Linked DNA regions of Homo sapiens: all the other regions are linked to region 1. A link is a contact called in ENCODE Hi-C data. All regions are on one chromosome and are shown on one strand. Each heading gives the region's core, a stretch centred on a gene start or an enhancer-like site at or near the end of the contact. The rest is flanking DNA. Distances are from core to core; before and after follow the strand shown. Region 1 holds the start of TTC32 (tetratricopeptide repeat domain 32). Region 2 holds the start of DDX1 (DEAD-box helicase 1). Region 3 holds the start of KLHL29 (kelch like family member 29). Region 4 holds the start of CYRIA (CYFIP related Rac1 interactor A). Region 5 has its middle 47 kb from the start of CYRIA.

What was found. Hi-C counts contacts between places; a loop is a spot of excess contacts on that map. Pooled maps may share reads with other maps.
Region 2: a loop to region 1 is called in a pooled map, with 7 times the contacts of the local background. The contact joins the promoter of DDX1 here to the promoter of TTC32 in region 1. A Hi-C loop is called at or near these places in 6 of 50 pooled maps.
Region 3: a map with no recorded cell type shows a loop between it and region 1 (10-fold over the local background). The contact joins the promoter of KLHL29 here to the promoter of TTC32 in region 1. A Hi-C loop is called at or near these places in 5 of 37 single-sample maps with no recorded cell type and 9 of 50 pooled maps.
Region 4: a pooled map shows a loop between it and region 1 (4-fold over the local background). The contact joins the promoter of CYRIA here to the promoter of TTC32 in region 1. A Hi-C loop is called at or near these places in 5 of 50 pooled maps.
Region 5: a loop to region 1 is called in a pooled map, with 2.2 times the contacts of the local background. The contact joins the enhancer-like site here to the promoter of TTC32 in region 1. A Hi-C loop is called at or near these places in 5 of 50 pooled maps.

What each region holds. Positions count from the first base shown.
Region 1 is chr2:19,900,607-19,903,588 of GRCh38, reverse strand. TTC32 (tetratricopeptide repeat domain 32) reads left to right here and starts at 1,606. Exons shown (of 3, transcript NM_001008237.3): 1 at 1,606-1,883. The coding sequence starts at 1,735. RefSeq lists enhancers at 1,254-1,493, 883-1,763, 1,944-2,043, 2,124-2,183, 2,324-2,513 and 1 more.
Region 2 is chr2:15,590,272-15,593,253 of GRCh38, reverse strand. It overlaps DDX1 (DEAD-box helicase 1), which reads right to left and starts at 1,386. Exons shown (of 26, transcript NM_004939.3): 1 at 1,305-1,386. The coding sequence starts at 1,320. LOC124905975 (a long non-coding RNA gene) reads left to right here and starts at 1,485. Exons shown (of 2, transcript XR_007086224.1): 1 at 1,485-1,794; 2 at 1,922-2,982. RefSeq lists an enhancer at 1,288-1,347.
Region 3 is chr2:23,383,711-23,386,692 of GRCh38, reverse strand. It overlaps KLHL29 (kelch like family member 29), which reads right to left and starts at 1,514. Exons shown (of 14, transcript NM_052920.2): 1 at 913-1,514. LINC02923 (long intergenic non-protein coding RNA 2923) reads left to right here. Exons shown (of 6, transcript NR_187213.1): 1 at 1-2,982. RefSeq lists silencers at 1-17, 38-157, 398-1,257, 1,428-1,777.
Region 4 is chr2:16,664,401-16,667,382 of GRCh38, reverse strand. CYRIA (CYFIP related Rac1 interactor A) reads left to right here and starts at 1,549. Exons shown (of 12, transcript NM_030797.4): 1 at 1,549-1,603. RefSeq lists silencers at 1,343-1,512, 1,583-1,632.
Region 5 is chr2:16,711,796-16,714,777 of GRCh38, reverse strand. No RefSeq gene overlaps it. Among named protein-coding and RNA genes, the nearest start is that of CYRIA, 47 kb to the right of the region's middle. Within about 2 kb of position 1,562, at least 2 of the 41 ENCODE cell types and tissues checked have a DNase peak (open chromatin) inside an H3K27ac peak, as active enhancers do.

The DNA of each region.
Region 1 (2,982 bases), core at 357-2,856:
CTTGTGCCTCAGCCTCATGAGTAGCTGGGATTACAGGCACCCGCCACCACGCCCAGCTAATTTTTTGCATTTTTAGTAGAGACGGGGTTTTGCCATGTTGGCCAGGCTGTTATCAAACTCCTGTCCTCAGGTGATCTGCCCGCCTAGGCCTCCCAAAGTGCTGGGATTACAGGCATGAGCCACAGAGCCTGGCCATCTCCACTTTTTCTTATCCCCCAAAAGGATTAACATCCCTGGCTTTATGTAGAATAGTGTACGCTGCCACATCAGTGTTTGAGTCATTCCCCAGAGGAGAGGGGAATCCCCCCTCCATTTTTTTTTTTGCAACATCTTGTCTTCCCTTTGCTGTTGCTTCCCCCAACACACTTGGTTTTGTTCTATCCTGTACTTCAGATTTGTTTTTTGTTTTGTTTTTTTCATATTGAAAAGATGACATTGCTCCAAGAGGCAAAAATAAATGGGAACTGAAAAAAAAAAGCTTTTTATCTTATTTATTTAATCTTTTAATTCACCTGGAATGAATATTATGTCAATTGGGAGCTTAAATGCTTAAATGTATTTTTCCCCAAATGGTTAACTAATCCTCCCAATAGCACTCATTTGAATAATCTGTCCTTTCCCCATATATGTTACATGTCTTTTACAAAATACAGCCTATTTGAGGTATGTTTCTGGGCTTTTGTTCTATTGAGCTGTCCATTTGCTTACACCAGAAATGCCAGTTTATTTTTTTGTAGTCTTGCAATCTTTTAATTTCTACTAGTGCTTTTTAATTTAACCTTAATCCACTGTATTTGTATTTTTTTCAGTGGTGGTAAAAGGAAAAAATTAAAAATCTAATGAAAGCAGCCAAAAGCACACAATTTATGTCCTGTTAAGACTTCCGCATGTAAGTATCATGCTCCAAATATATTTTTCATCTTTACTTTTTATGACGGAAAGGGCTCAAGTACTTTGGGAAGCAAAACAGAATCGAGGGACGCCGAGAAGATACACAGCAGGCATGTAGGGTAGCGTGGTTGGCAACTGTTCTTACAAAATTTTAATTTGAATTATACGTAATGTACGTAATAAATTACTATTTGGATTTCCCTTTGGCATAAACAGCCAGGGAATATAACTAACATCAAAGATCCCAGACTCTCGACACAATATACTACTAATCGTAACACAATTCTAGAGGGTCAAAAAAGGTAGAGAAGTTTGGACCGTGGAACAGACCTGGTGGAATGTCGACACAAAGCGTTTCAGGGTAGACAAAGCCTACTCAGAACACCCTAAACGCGGAGTTTTGCTAAGTTGGGACGCTAAAAGGCAAGGGAATGACAGGACGTCCGCAGGCTAATTCGCCATTAAGAAACAGAACCGCGGCTTCTTCCACCTCCAGCGTCATCGGCCCCCAATTCGCTGTAACAAACGGATAGTGTCTCGCAGCATCAGACAACGGACTTGGAAATCAGTTTGCGACCACGCATCTGCGCCTTTTCTAGGAAAAGAGGAAGGCGGGTCCAACACTGGTAACGGCAGAAACATAGTTCACAAGGGCCACTGCAAACGCCCCGCCAGCAGCGGAACCGTTATCTCGCGAGACGACGGATCCCCATAAGGCACAAACCTAGCGCCAAGGTTGGCTGTCAAGGTAGATTCCAGGGTGTGGAAGTGGCTTTGTGGTGCCACCTCTAACCGCTCGGAGGTCAACCCCCATTCTACACCGAAAACTAGGCCTTGGCTGCTATGGAAGGACAGCGGCAAGAAAGCCACGCAACCCTAACACTCGCCCAGGCTCATTTCAACAATGGAGAGTACGCGGAGGCCGAGGCACTGTACTCCGCTTACATTCGCCGGTGCGCTTGCGCGGCCTCCAGCGACGAGAGTCCCGGGAGGTAACTATCGCGAGACCTGGGGCCGCGGCGACCCCGGGTGGAGGCGACGTTGGGGTTGTTTGGGCTCCTATCTTTGCCTCTGGAGCTCACGGTCGGCGCTTGTCATAACCCAGCACTAGGACTGAGCGGGCGGACGTTCGTCTTTCTAGAAAGGCCTAGGCGAGGCCTAGGACGAGGGCGGCGGAGAACGCGGGGAGAAGCCCACCCGTGAGGAGCCAGCTGCCGCGACGGTGCGGAGAGATTTCCGGGAACCAAGCCCTCTGCGCGATCCTCGGGCGCGGGCCGCCGCCTCTCACCCCGCCGTCTCTCCTTCCACGTTCCTCATTCGCACCCAGAGACTTAGGACAGATAGGAATTTTCCACTCGTGATTTTAGCTGGCGGGAAATCCGCGACCTGGGAAGGGAAGGGGTCACGGCTGCGTAGGGCCACAGTACCGCGACTCCCATCTCAGTGTCACGGCGCAGGCTCTTGGTGGTGTTTTTCACTTGTGAAAAACGTTTAAATATGTGGAAGAGAGCATAACGAACGTCTAGGTGTTTATCACTTGGCTTAAGCATTATCAGTTTACCTATTGTATTCATCCATGGATGTTTCAGAAGGAACCACCATGTCATCATCACATAGTTACTTAATATCAAGTCGTCAGTGTTGGAACCATTCTGATCGACTAATAAGGTGTTTTGTTCTTTGGTTCCCTTTTCGCAGTTAGTTCAAGTCAGGATACACATCAAGTCTTTTTAAGTCTCTTCTCCACCTTCCCCTCTTTATTTGTTGAGGAAACCGATTCTTGTGTCCTTTGAATTTCCGTGTTTTGGACTTGCTGACTGAATCTCTTCTGTCGTTTAATGTGGTCATCTGTCTCATATTGCTGTGAATTGGTGGTTAAACCTTGAGGTTTGATCCAATTGAATTCAGATTCAATATCATGGCAAGAATACTTTTTAGGTGGGTGTGTGTACTTTCACCAGGAAGCACATAACGATTCGCTGACTTTCTCTTTGTGATGTGAGCGGCTTCACCTGTTACTGTCTGCTTGCCCAAAGCATCTTTTCGGCTTGTGCCTGGATGTGTAGCATTTGTTTTTACTCCAAGTCTTGC
Region 2 (2,982 bases), core at 137-2,636, 4.3 Mb after region 1:
GCAGTTTCCAATTGAATCCTATTAGAAGATGTAACTGAAACAGTCAGAAATCTTACATGACTGTTGCACTTTGGGAAGCCGAGGTGAGCGGATCACCTGAGGTCAGGAGTTCGAGACCAGCCTGGCCAACATGGTGAAACCCCCGTCTCTACTAATAATACAAAAATGAGCAGGGCATGGTGGTAGGCGCCTGTAATCCCAGCTACTCAGGAGGCTGAGGCAGGAGAATTGCTTGAACCTGGGAGGTGGAGGCTGCAGTGAGCCAAGATCACACCATTGCACTCCAGCTGGGGCGACAGAAGGAGACTACATCCCCCCACCCCCCCATTCTCCCCCCCAAAAAAGAAAAAAAATATCTTACATGACTGGAGATATGGAATTCCTAATATTCTTACAGAAGAAAACTAAAAAATATAAAATACTACATCTGAAGTCATCTTAAAAAGTTAATAACATTAAAGGACATTAGGCCTAACGTGATACATTTATATAGCAATAAACGTTACATAAGTGCTACATAAATGTATCACGTTTAGCGCATTTAAGGCTGATTACAGCTTCCTAAAACTGGATGCCTAACAGGAGGATGATAAAGCAAGAGGCGAAAATATCAACTGTAGGGTTCGATAAGCCATATCAAATCATATTTGGAATAAAGGAGGGTAGCAGACGGCAAATAAATATGAATTTTCCAAACTTATGTTGGACTGGTGCGTACGTTAATGAAAATGCTTTCCCTTTAGCTTCAACACTGAACATTAATGTTGATATAACAACGTTTAAGAACAAATAAAGATCAGGTTTATGCCTGGGACGTTTTGGAAGGGCCTGAAAAAACTGGACAGAGGCAGGATCGTCATTTTTCCCCAATGACTCCTCCCCACGCCGTCTCGCCTCTCTGCCTGGCCAAGCCCAGATGAGCCGCGGGCAGAAAAGGGTTCCCAAAGGGTCACTGCCACGTTAAGAGGCAGGAGGCCCAGGCGTCTGGGAGCCGCCAGAGCAACGCCGCCGCCTAGATTTTGCAGCCGAAGGTGCACTGGCAGGAAAGCCAAGTGGAGACTGGTAGAAGGGAAAGGGCAGGGGGAGGGACGTTCCGGCCCGCTCCTGGGAAGAATCGTCCTCCGAACCCGAGCCGCGGCCGCCCCTGATCCCGCAACGCGGGTCCATCAGGGACTGCAGCGGACAGCGCCCTTCTGTCTCCCTGACCCCTGTCCGCTCCCGCCCCTTTAGCTCTCCGCGGGCGGCCCCAGGGCTGAGGCGTGCAACAAGCCGCCCCACCACCCCCAGAGTTTCCACAAACGCACCGGAGAAGGCCGCCATCTTCACCCCGTCCTCCGCGGCTTCGCCTGCTCGCTCCCTCCCTCCCGACTGACACGGCGTGGCAGTGGCGGCGCGCGCTTCCGGCCCCTGGTCTTCGGCGTTCGGAGTCCGGGCAGGGACTCAGCCCCGGGAGAACGGTTCCGATGGAAGGAAAGGCCCGCGCCGGCCCCGCCTTATGCGCCTGCCGCTGAGCGGACCTCTGGGACCTAGGGCTTCTGGACGCCGCCTTCGTTCTGGGCACCATGTGTTCGGAGCACACCACGCGGTATCAGGGTCACAGCTACAGAGAAGGAAGCAGATGTTTGGTGATTAGGGTCATCCAGTGGGCTCAGGCTGACACCACACCGTGCCCTCCCCACTCAGTCCCCCAGCTTTCCAAAGGTGAGCAGGGCCTTGGTGTGTGAATGACCCGGAGAGATGGACTGGATTCATTGCCCTGAGCACCAATGCCAGTGAGTGCCTGGCAGCCAGTAGGTATTTGTTACATTTTTTTTTTAAACTAAGTAATGATTTAGGTCTCCCTCCCTTCACCCATGTTTGATGTCGCTTTTATAATTTCGGGTTTGACTTCCATGCAATTTTAACTCCTTTCTCTTTGCAGAGAGATGGGGAAAGTAAATGAGGAATCCTCCCAACCAGACACTCACTCTGTCAGGAAGGTATTAGAATCTTTAGATGAGGACTCTAAAATTCGGGAAAGTTAAGTCACTTATCTAAAGACACATATCTACCGAATGGCAGCGTGGGATCTGAGCCACATCTGCGCAATGCGAGGGCGCGTGCTGTGCTATCTGTAGCCTGCCCCAGAGTGTCATGGAGAAAAGTGGAACCCTCAGGCAAGATAGAATAGGGTTGCAGCGGCCGGGCGCGGGGGCTCACGCCTGTAATCCCAGCACTTTGGGAGGCCGAGGCAGGCGGATCACGAAGTCAGGAGGTCGAGACCATCCTAGCTAACACGGTGAAACCCCTTCTCTACAAAAAATACACACACACACACACACACACACACACACAGAAGAAGCCGGGTGTGGTGGTGCATGCCTGTAGTCCCAGCTACTCGGGAGGCTGAGGCAGGAGAATCGCTTGAACCCAGGAGGCGAAGGTTGCAGTGAGCCGAGATCGCGCCACTGCACTCCAGCCTGGGTGACCGAGCGAGACTCCGTCTCAAAAAAAAAAAAAAAGAAAAAAGAATAGGGTTGCAGCTACTCCGGAGGCTGAGGCATGAGAATCACATGAACCTGGGAGGCGAAAGCTGCAGTGAGCTGAGATCGTGCCACTACACTCTAGCCTGGGCGACAGAGGGAGAGTCTGTCTCAAAAAAATAAAAAATAAAAAAGATAGAATAGGGTTAGAAGTACAGAGTTGGGAACCATATTCTGAGTTTGGATTCTAGGTCTGCCACTTGCTTGCTGTGTGACCTTGAACAAGTCATGAAGCTTCTTTGGGCTTCAGTTTACTTACCTGTGAAATAGGGATGAACAATAGTACCTTTCTCATATGATAGTTATGAGGATCAAATAAAATACATAAAGCATCTAAAATAGTGCATAGCACATGGTGACAATATAACTAGCTCTGTTATTACTATTACATGTAACAGGATTCACCTGAAGCTCCAAAGGCCCAGGACAATACACTCAGCCCTGCAGCTTTACACTTCCA
Region 3 (2,982 bases), core at 265-2,764, 3.5 Mb before region 1:
AACCCTAGCGCTCTCAGCCCGCTCCAGGCCACGGAGACCGGGACGCGAGCCCTGGGCTCCCCCGGCCCCCCGAGGCCATCGGGGCGCGCGTTCACACTCCCACACTACACATCTCCAGGTCCACCCTGTCCCACACATCAACAACCCCTCCCCAACGACACCACCTCCTGGCCGCTTCGCCGTCCCCGTGAGCTCTCCTTTCCGCGTCCCCCCACAACACGCTGGCACCCACAAGGTGTCAAGGGAAGTGTGCGTGTGTGTGTCGGGGTGGGGTGGGTCACAATAAGGTCTGTGCGGGTTCCCTCCCGACGGTTTTCGAGCTCATCTACCTCGAAAGTTACTTGGGATTGAGTAAAGAGACCCAGTCCCCAAATGCGAGATCAGAGGACGCGAGGGGCAGAAAACCCCAACCTGGCTTCTCGCTGCACAGAGGCGCGCACCTCCCCAAAGGACAGTGCGCGCGGCCGCCCCTGGGGGCCAGCCCTCCGTCGCCTCCAGGTCTCCTGCCCGGCCGGGGCCCTGGGCCGCTCAGGGGAACGTGGCCTGGAGAGGGGCGCGCGCCGCCGGGCCCAGCAGGGGGGCTGCTCCGGCCAGGGGTCACACAAGCCTCCAGCACCTCCGAACACCGTGACAGTGGCCCCAGGCAGCCCCGGTGCATACACACCCGGGGGCAGGAAGTTTTTTCCCCCCCTTTTTTTCCCCCTGGAGCAGCGCAGGCGCAAGGGCTCCTGCAGCCTGCGAGTCCAGACGCGGGAGGCTCCTGTCGCCGCCGCCGCCGCCGAAGCCGAGCCCAGGGTTCCGGGTTCCGGCCCCGCTCCCACGCCCGGCCCGGCCCGGCCCCACGCGGCGGCCAGGACCTGGGTCTCCCTCCGGCGCCGCATCCGAGGCGCTCCAGCCCGGCCCGGCTCTTACCTCCGGCGCGCGGCTCCGGCCCCGGCCCGACGCGCAGAGAGCCCGGGGTCGCGGGTGGGCGCAGGAGGGCTGATGGAGAGCGGACAGCGCCGGCGGGTAGCGGTGGCTGGGGCCGCTCGGGTCCTGGCCGGAGGAAACGGATCCAGGTCCTCCTCCTCGCGTTCCTGCTCTCCGCCTTCTCCCCTCGTTCCTCCTCCTCCTCCGCCGCCGCCGCCTCCCGGCAGCCCAGGGAGGATGCCCGGGAGAGGGAAGTCGGTCCTCCTGCCTGTCAGCCTGTGCGGCTATGAGCGGTGCGGCGCGGCTCTCATCGAGGCGGCGGCGGCGGCGGCGGCTCCGGCAGCATCGCCCCCGCCCTCTCCCCGCAGCCGCGGCGGCCGCGGGGCTGGGGCTGGCTCCGGGCTCGCGGCTCGGGCTCCGGGCGGGGGCTGCGCTCAAGCGCGGCGACCGCCGGGGCTGCGGACGGGCGCTGCGGAGCCGGGGCCGGGGCTGGAGCTGCGGCGAGATCCGCGGTGGCGGGGACGGCGGCGGCGGCGCGGGGGCTGGCGCGGCCGCGGCGCGGGGACCATGCTCCCTTCTGGCTCGCTCCGCTCCGGGTACCGTCTGCTTTAGCTGCGAGGGAGGCGGGCTTCGGCGCGCAGCCAGGGGCGGGCGGAGCCAATCACGGGCGCCCGAGTGGGCGGGGGTGGCGGGTGGGGGAGGCGGGGCCCTCTGGCCCGGCCCGGCCAGGCCGGGCCCCGTGCGCAGTTTCCCCGGCCCGAGGGATTCCCGGCTGCCGCGCGCCGGGTCCGAGGTTGGAGTGCTCGCGGGTGTGTCCGTCGGTCCGTCCGTCCGCCGCCCCCGCCCCCCGCGGTGGCCCCCGGCTCGCCTGGCTCCGCGGCCGCGCCCGGCAGACGCACGGCGCGTGGCACGGGCTGCTCCGCCGTGGCCTCCTGGCCTTGCTGGCCCAGGGTTGGGGGCCCGGGACTGAGGCGAGCTCCCCGTCTGCTCTCAACACCTGAGGAAACTGGCGGAAAAGTTTGAGAAGGAAAAAGTCCAATCGTCTTTCAGCTTCCGCCCTCTTTATGACACTCCAGCCTTGGAAAGGAGCAGGAATTGTCCACACCTCTGAAGGACCAGGGAGAGCCCTGCAAAGTGTCCACCAGCCTTCTGAGTCAGCCCTGCCTCTCCTGGGGCGCGCGACTTTTCTGTTCATACTGACCCTTAGGAATCCAGGAAGCCTTCTCTGTTTAACAGCCTGACCAGCCTTTGATGTCTATACCGACTACTCACCCCCACCACAGCTCGCTCTCTCTCACACTGTCTACACTGACTTCTCAGTCCCACCACCTCTCGGTCTACACATGCTGTCTACACAGACCCTAACTTCTAACCCTAATAGAAGAGATTTGGCCAGAGGCGTGTGGGACCCCCAATGAGGGCTTTTCCATTATGCTAGAATATTTCACTCTGGGCACAGTCTTCTCCACCCCGACCGCTCTCCTAATCTGGTTTTTATTCCCCGACCTCTCCCTCCTCCCCTACATCCCCTTTACCTGGTTTTGAGTTTCAGAGGAAATATCTGTACCTGCCCTCCTCCTCCACCCCTGTCTGAATGTAAAGGCCTGAGGGCCCAATCCTCATCCTCCACCCTCCCTCCGCTCCCCCGGGTAAAGGCCTGAGGCCTGAGGCCTTGCTAGAAATTGGAGTTGGGGTGCTGTAGGTAGTGTGGGGAGCTGGCTGTGGGGGCCCAGCTGGGAGGAGCTGGCCTGGGGAGGGCTTTGCCAGTCCTTGCCTCCATCTACCAGGGCCAAGGAGGACTGAGCCGGTAAATATTTTCTTCTCAGCTCCCCCCCTGTGATGTCTGATCCAGGCCTCTGCTCTCCTTGGCTGTAAACTCAGCGCACGGATTGTGTCTTCTTTAATATTTTGTAGGAAGCAGAGTACAGTGTCGTGGCTGATAAATAATAAATAATAATAATCTACTGAGGGTAGCAGGAGCACTGTCAGAAATGGAATGAGGACGCCGGGGAAATGGCCCACTAGTGTCAGAATAACTGCATTTCCTGGAAAAAACATCCAACAGAGTTTGTG
Region 4 (2,982 bases), core at 300-2,799, 3.2 Mb after region 1:
TGCCAGACGGCTGCGGTGGTTCACGCTTGTAATCCCAGCACTTTGGGAGGCCAAAGTGGGTGGATCACGAGGTCAAGAGTTCAAGACTAGCCTGACCAAGATGGTGAAACCCCGTCTCTACTAAAAATACAAAAATTAGCCGGATGTGGTGGCAGGCGCCTGTAGTCCCAGCTACTCTGGAGGCTGAGGCAGGAGAATTGCTTGAACCCCGGGGGATGGAGGTTGCAGTGAGCCGAGATCACACCACTCCACTCCAGCCTGAGCTACAGAGTGAGACTCTGTCTCAAAAAACAAAAACAAAAAAAACACCTTTGCAGGAATTGACAACAGAGGCTGGTCTAGGGCATGGGGAAAACTCAAAAAGAGAACGGGAAAGTGTTTCTTCTGGTCCTAAGGACCCCTTCCAAGTGGGAAAATATTTCACTCTAACTAGACAGTGCCTTCCTGCCCTCTGTGAATTTTTGCCAAAAAACAGACCAAGAGCCTCTGTGGGCAGTTCAGGAGAGCCTTTCAGAGTGCAAAGGAAGCTTGGGCAACAAGTCCTCCCAGGGGAAACACCCTGGATCTCAGAAAGGAGAGGGGCCTGAACACCTTCTCCTGATGCTTCCCGCCTCCTCTGATCCCAGCCCACACAGGGCCCCAACCCATGCAGCTTCGGGCACGTACCTTGGCACACTATGGGGATTTAACACATGTTTCATGATGTTCTGGCTGATGGACTGGGAAAGGAAGCACCCGAAGCCGGGGTCCCCAGGAGCTCTCCCTCCCCTCAACAGGAGCTCTGACTCACAACCTGTTTGGCACTGCTGAGTCCTCTCCGGTTTCCTGAATCTCCCTCTCTCTAATGCAAAAAGCCTCCATGGCAGATGTTTTAGAACAATGATCACGTCAATGACGCTGTAACCCACTACTTTCTTTTTGCATCATAGAATTTTTTAAGTGTTTTTGCAGACTTACTCTTTAAGGTTAATTACATGTTTTGGATTGAGCCTTTGGGAAGACTTTACAGTGGTCCTATCGGATAACTGCGGGCCCCAAGGCTGGAGATCTGTTAATAGGGTGGGCAGAAAGGGACTGGGAGCGAGACTGGGTTCAGAATCTCAAGTAATTTGGAGTGTGCCTAGGGATTGGGATGATTTGGCTGGGCATTAATTTGAAGGTGAATATGCGTCTAGAGATTGCGGGGATTTCTTTTTCTTGGAGGGCAACCGTGGGTGTGGAGGAATTTGGTGTGCAGAAACAGAAAGGTCTGGTTCGGGCTTCCTCTGGGAAGGCAAGGCCAAGTGGCCAAGGCTGAGAAGGGGCAGGGGCGACCGTGCTGGGGCGGGTCCGCACCAGCTCCTGGGAGCAGAGAGCAGAGCCGGGCAAAGAGATGGGGTTGTCCAGGCTAGGGTGAGGACGCGGCCGGTGACAGCGCGGGTGGGGATCCCCCGGGGCCGGGGCGGGGCGGCTGCCGCGAGCCGGGCTGGGGGCGGGGCGGGGCGGGGAGGGACGGGGAGGGGCGGGGCGGGGCTCCGAGGCCGTCTCGCAGGCTGCGGCGGCCGCGGGAGAGGCGTACTCGGCGGCGGCGGAGCGGGCGGCAGAGCAGGGCGGCGGCGACTCGGTGAGCGCGGCGCGGCTGGGGGCGCGGCAGGGGCGCGGGCGGGGGTCTGCGGGCGCGGGGCTCGGCCTGCACGGGGCACCGCGGGGCACCGCGAGGCGGGGCGGGCGCCTCCCTGCCATCCTTCTCCTCCCGGACGCCCCTGCAGCCTTTGGGAGGGAGGGAGAGCGGAGGACACCGTCCGGGAGCCCTTCTCTAGCGATCGCCGGACAGAGGTCCGGCTTTGTGCCCCGTTGCCCTCTTTCTGAGAGGGCTGCCTCCTGATTGTGTTCCTTTCCCAGACCACCCTCCCTCGTCCCTCACTCACTTACCCCCCACCCCAGGTATCATAAGCTCCATTCTTGCAGGGGACCCCTAACACTCCCCTTCCCACCACCCGAGGCCCCGGGGTCCTGGGTACTCTCTACAGCCCCAAAGGGAGGGATGGCCCCCTCCCCAGCCCCTGCACACCTGGACCCTTCTGTTGCCACCTGCCACAGACGTTCTTAGCCAGCCAGAAAGCTGCTGTGCCTAGGACCCAGCACACCTTGCCGTCACCCTCTCTCCTCCCCCAGAACCCAGAACCCCAGTTTGGCAAAAGGCACTTTTCCAATACTGAGCTTTGGGAACAATTTGACCCACTTCCCAAAATGCTGGTCCCAGGCCAGCCATGCTTTTTGGTGGAGACACCTGTCTTGTCTGCCAGGAGACATTCTCTGTCAAAATGGGCCAGCCCGTCCCTGGGTCCTCCTCCAAGCTGCTCCTACTCGCTAGCCAGTGTCCCCAGAGACCAGGGCCAAGATCTTTGTCATTTAAGGCCTCCAAAGCTATTTCCCCACGCATCCCCAGAATTCCCCCAGCCACTGTTTTGGGGGTGCCAGGTCCAGAACTGATGGAGCAATCTTTCTGTGTCCAGGGCCTGATGTCCTCTCCCACACCCTTGTTTACCCGCCTGCTCCCCAGGGAACCCAAGACAGGGTCATGGGGCTGGAGTTTAGGGCCCTGATCTCCCCTGAAGCTCTGTGACCCTCCTTTTCTCCCTGTTAGAAACTTTCCTCTCTGTCACCAGTCACTATCTCCTCTGGATGGGACCTGGGCCATCTGCACAGTGTCGAGTCCCCAGGGCACAGAATGCTGATCTGGGACCCTGGAAGGCTGGGACTTGTGCTGGGGCAGCAGGAGGAGAGTGGCTGCTAGCCAGGTCTGGGCTTGGGTACCAGAGTTCTTTGGGTGGATCATTGTCGGCTTTCACTGATCTCTGGTTGGGGTTCGAGGGCTTGCTTTGCAGTGGAGACAGGAGGCAGAGCAGGGGCTGTTTTTCCTGCGTGCTTCTGACTGTCTTGTGTTGCTATGGTGACAGTTTTGCCTGTCTTCCTCCTTCTGACTCTTCTGGGAGCTGGTTT
Region 5 (2,982 bases), core at 313-2,812, 3.2 Mb after region 1:
ACACAAGAGAGACCAGCATTTCTCCATCACTATTTGGCATGATTCCTCCATTGGCTGCACCAATGACCTCACCCACTCAGTCTGACCCTCTTATCCTCTAAGTGAATATTTCCTGAGTGAATGAATAAATGAACTTCTCAATCCTCAGCTACTCCCTTCCTCCTATATAACAACAAACAAGTAAAAGCTACATATACCTAAATTTATTGGCACACTCATATACAGATATAAACTCACAGAGTCCCATACATGCCTACCAGCCCTAGGTCACAGGGTCACATGCACAGACTCATGAACCTAGACACACAAGCACATACATAAGAGCCACACACACACGTGCATACACACACACAGATACTTACACATTCTCAAATTTTTACTCCTGAGCCCTCTGTTCCAATTCATGGTTGGTGGGACAGTATAACCAAGTGTGATTCTTTGACTAGGGAGTCATGATGACAAATTGCTTATCATACATTCGTGTATTCACTTATTCTAACATACAGTAGTTAAACAAGATTGAAGAAGAGCTGGCTATGGCAGTGGTAGGCAAAAGACTGAGAAACCAGTGCTAGGGAAGCTTCCATTTTTCCAACAGGACTGCCAAAGCCCTCTGTTACTCAGGTTGTTTTGTTCCTCTCCTTTAGGTGGAAATGAGAATTATTGTATGTCCATCTTTAAATTGCTCAAACATAGGAGTACAAACCAACTGTCAACTACAAAGGGCTGCAGAGAGCAGTCTTCAGGAAGACCAATTTTCTTCATCTCCATTTCCAGCCCTACAAAAGAAACTGGTTCGGTTCAAAGTACCAGTGATTTTATCTAACAGTCATCATGGCAGGCAAGATGAAGCATGCCCTTAAACTAATGTCCCTCCTGCTTCTTTAGCAATACTAAAAGAGTAGAATTTAAATGTTTTCACTTTCAAAGAAAATAATGAGTATGTGAGATAATGGCTTTGTTAATCAGCTTGAGGTAATCATTTCATAATATAAACATATATCACAGTATCACATCATCTCCAATAAGTACATAATACATACAATTAAAAAGTAATAATGATAAACTCAAAAAATCAGTTTCAAATATGGTATTTAATGCAATGTTACAAGGGAGGAAAACTGTCAAATTAATGATCGCCTCTGTTTTGTATTAAGAGAAGGCATTGTGGTTCAGACATGGCAGGTAACTGCCCTCAGGTAACAGTTCAGAAGGAGATAACCACATTTTTAATAATCTGTCACAATGTGAAACTTAAGCCCACTACACAATAAACAGCTTCTCCCACACTCCAGGTCATTTATAATACGAGTGACAGTAAAACATGAAAGAAAGTAAACATGAAAAATCGATACTCTAAAATAATTTTAGTTTGGGCCATACTGATTCATACCGGTGACAGGAAATCAGAATTTGATGGGGCCGGCAAGGCACTTGGAGCCCTCAGACACATGAATTGGTCACGTTGAATTCTGTCATCAGATTCCGGGTGTATCGGTGGTGCTTCATTTGCATTAAATGAAAAGCAGTCCAAAAATACACACTGTTGCTAAGGTTACATCTTGCTAGATGCAAATGAAGATGTGTTTGTTCAGACCAGTTAAAAATACCCTGGCACTAGCTAATTTTCCCATTGGCATAGAGGGATTATCAGCAGCCTATTAAACTGAGAGGTTAGGTTTACCTTACTCAGCATTAGGGGTCTGGAAAGAGCATTATTTCTGAGTAATATTTTTAGAACCTGTAGAAACTACTGTACTTTTTTTTGTTAATTCAAGTAATAAGTCTGGTTTCAGCAGAGTTATAAATATCATCTAATAGCAGGACCTACTACTGCAAATATATAATATACTTTCCCCAGGTTCAAAAAGAGCCATCTGCATTGATATTTTTGGAATCTGGGAGGAAATGGGAGCAAGCAGAGCTAGCAATTGCAGTTCAGCAGGACAGGTACAGAAGGATAACATCCTTTCACCTGGCTGAGACTTTTATGTAGATTATTTTACTTAATTCTCACATAACACCGCAAGGTAGAATTATTATTTCTCTCTTTAAATTGAGGAAACTGAGGCTTAGAGACATTCAGCCACTCTGTGGTAATAGAAAGGTAGAAGGTTAAATTTAGAATTAACTCTGAAAACGTGCTCTTTTTTCTATATCATGCTGCTTGTATAACCAAAGATGAATTCTCTAAAAAATTAAAATCTGAATAGGAAACCTGAGCCAGAAAATCAGAAGTTTTGGTGTTTAAAAAAAGAGATTATTCAAAATTGAAGTGTTTTTTACTTTTTAACCCAATTTTATTTATTTTCCTAAACATGCCTCAGCTTCCTGTGAATCAAGAACAAGTACTTCTGTTTCCCCTTCACCTCTGGAGATAACAACCCCCAAAATCATTAAGTCCCACTAGTTATAAAATCCTAAAATGTCAGAGTCAGAAGGGGCCTCAGAAATTACCCCACCCACCTCCTGGAGACACAAAATCCCTGGTACCACATCCTGGAAGGAAGGCCATCAGCCATCTGCTTGAAAGCCTGTATGTAAACAGTAGCTCACATTTGTTGAGTGCTAACTCAATATTGAGTACGAGGCACCCATCTAAGCACTTTACCCATTTTAATTTGTGTGATCCTTGTAATAACCCAATGACATAGGTACCATCACCCCTATTTCACAAATGAAGAAAAATACACATAGAAAGTTTAAGTAAATTGTTCAAGTCCACATAGCTTCTAAGTGGTAGAAATGGAATTAAATCCCATATAGTATTACCCAAGAACCTAAGCTCTTGACCACAGCATGCCACTTTCTTAAAGTAGCTCCCTACTTCACAAAACAGCCTATGCCATTGTAGTATGGAAAGGTATTACCTAGATGGGTAATATCCTTTGTTTACTTTAGAGTTCTTTGAGATCGAAATAAATTGGCCAGGTGTAGGAAGAGGAAGCAAAAGGAAGAAGAAAAGAGGAGAATGGGAGAAAG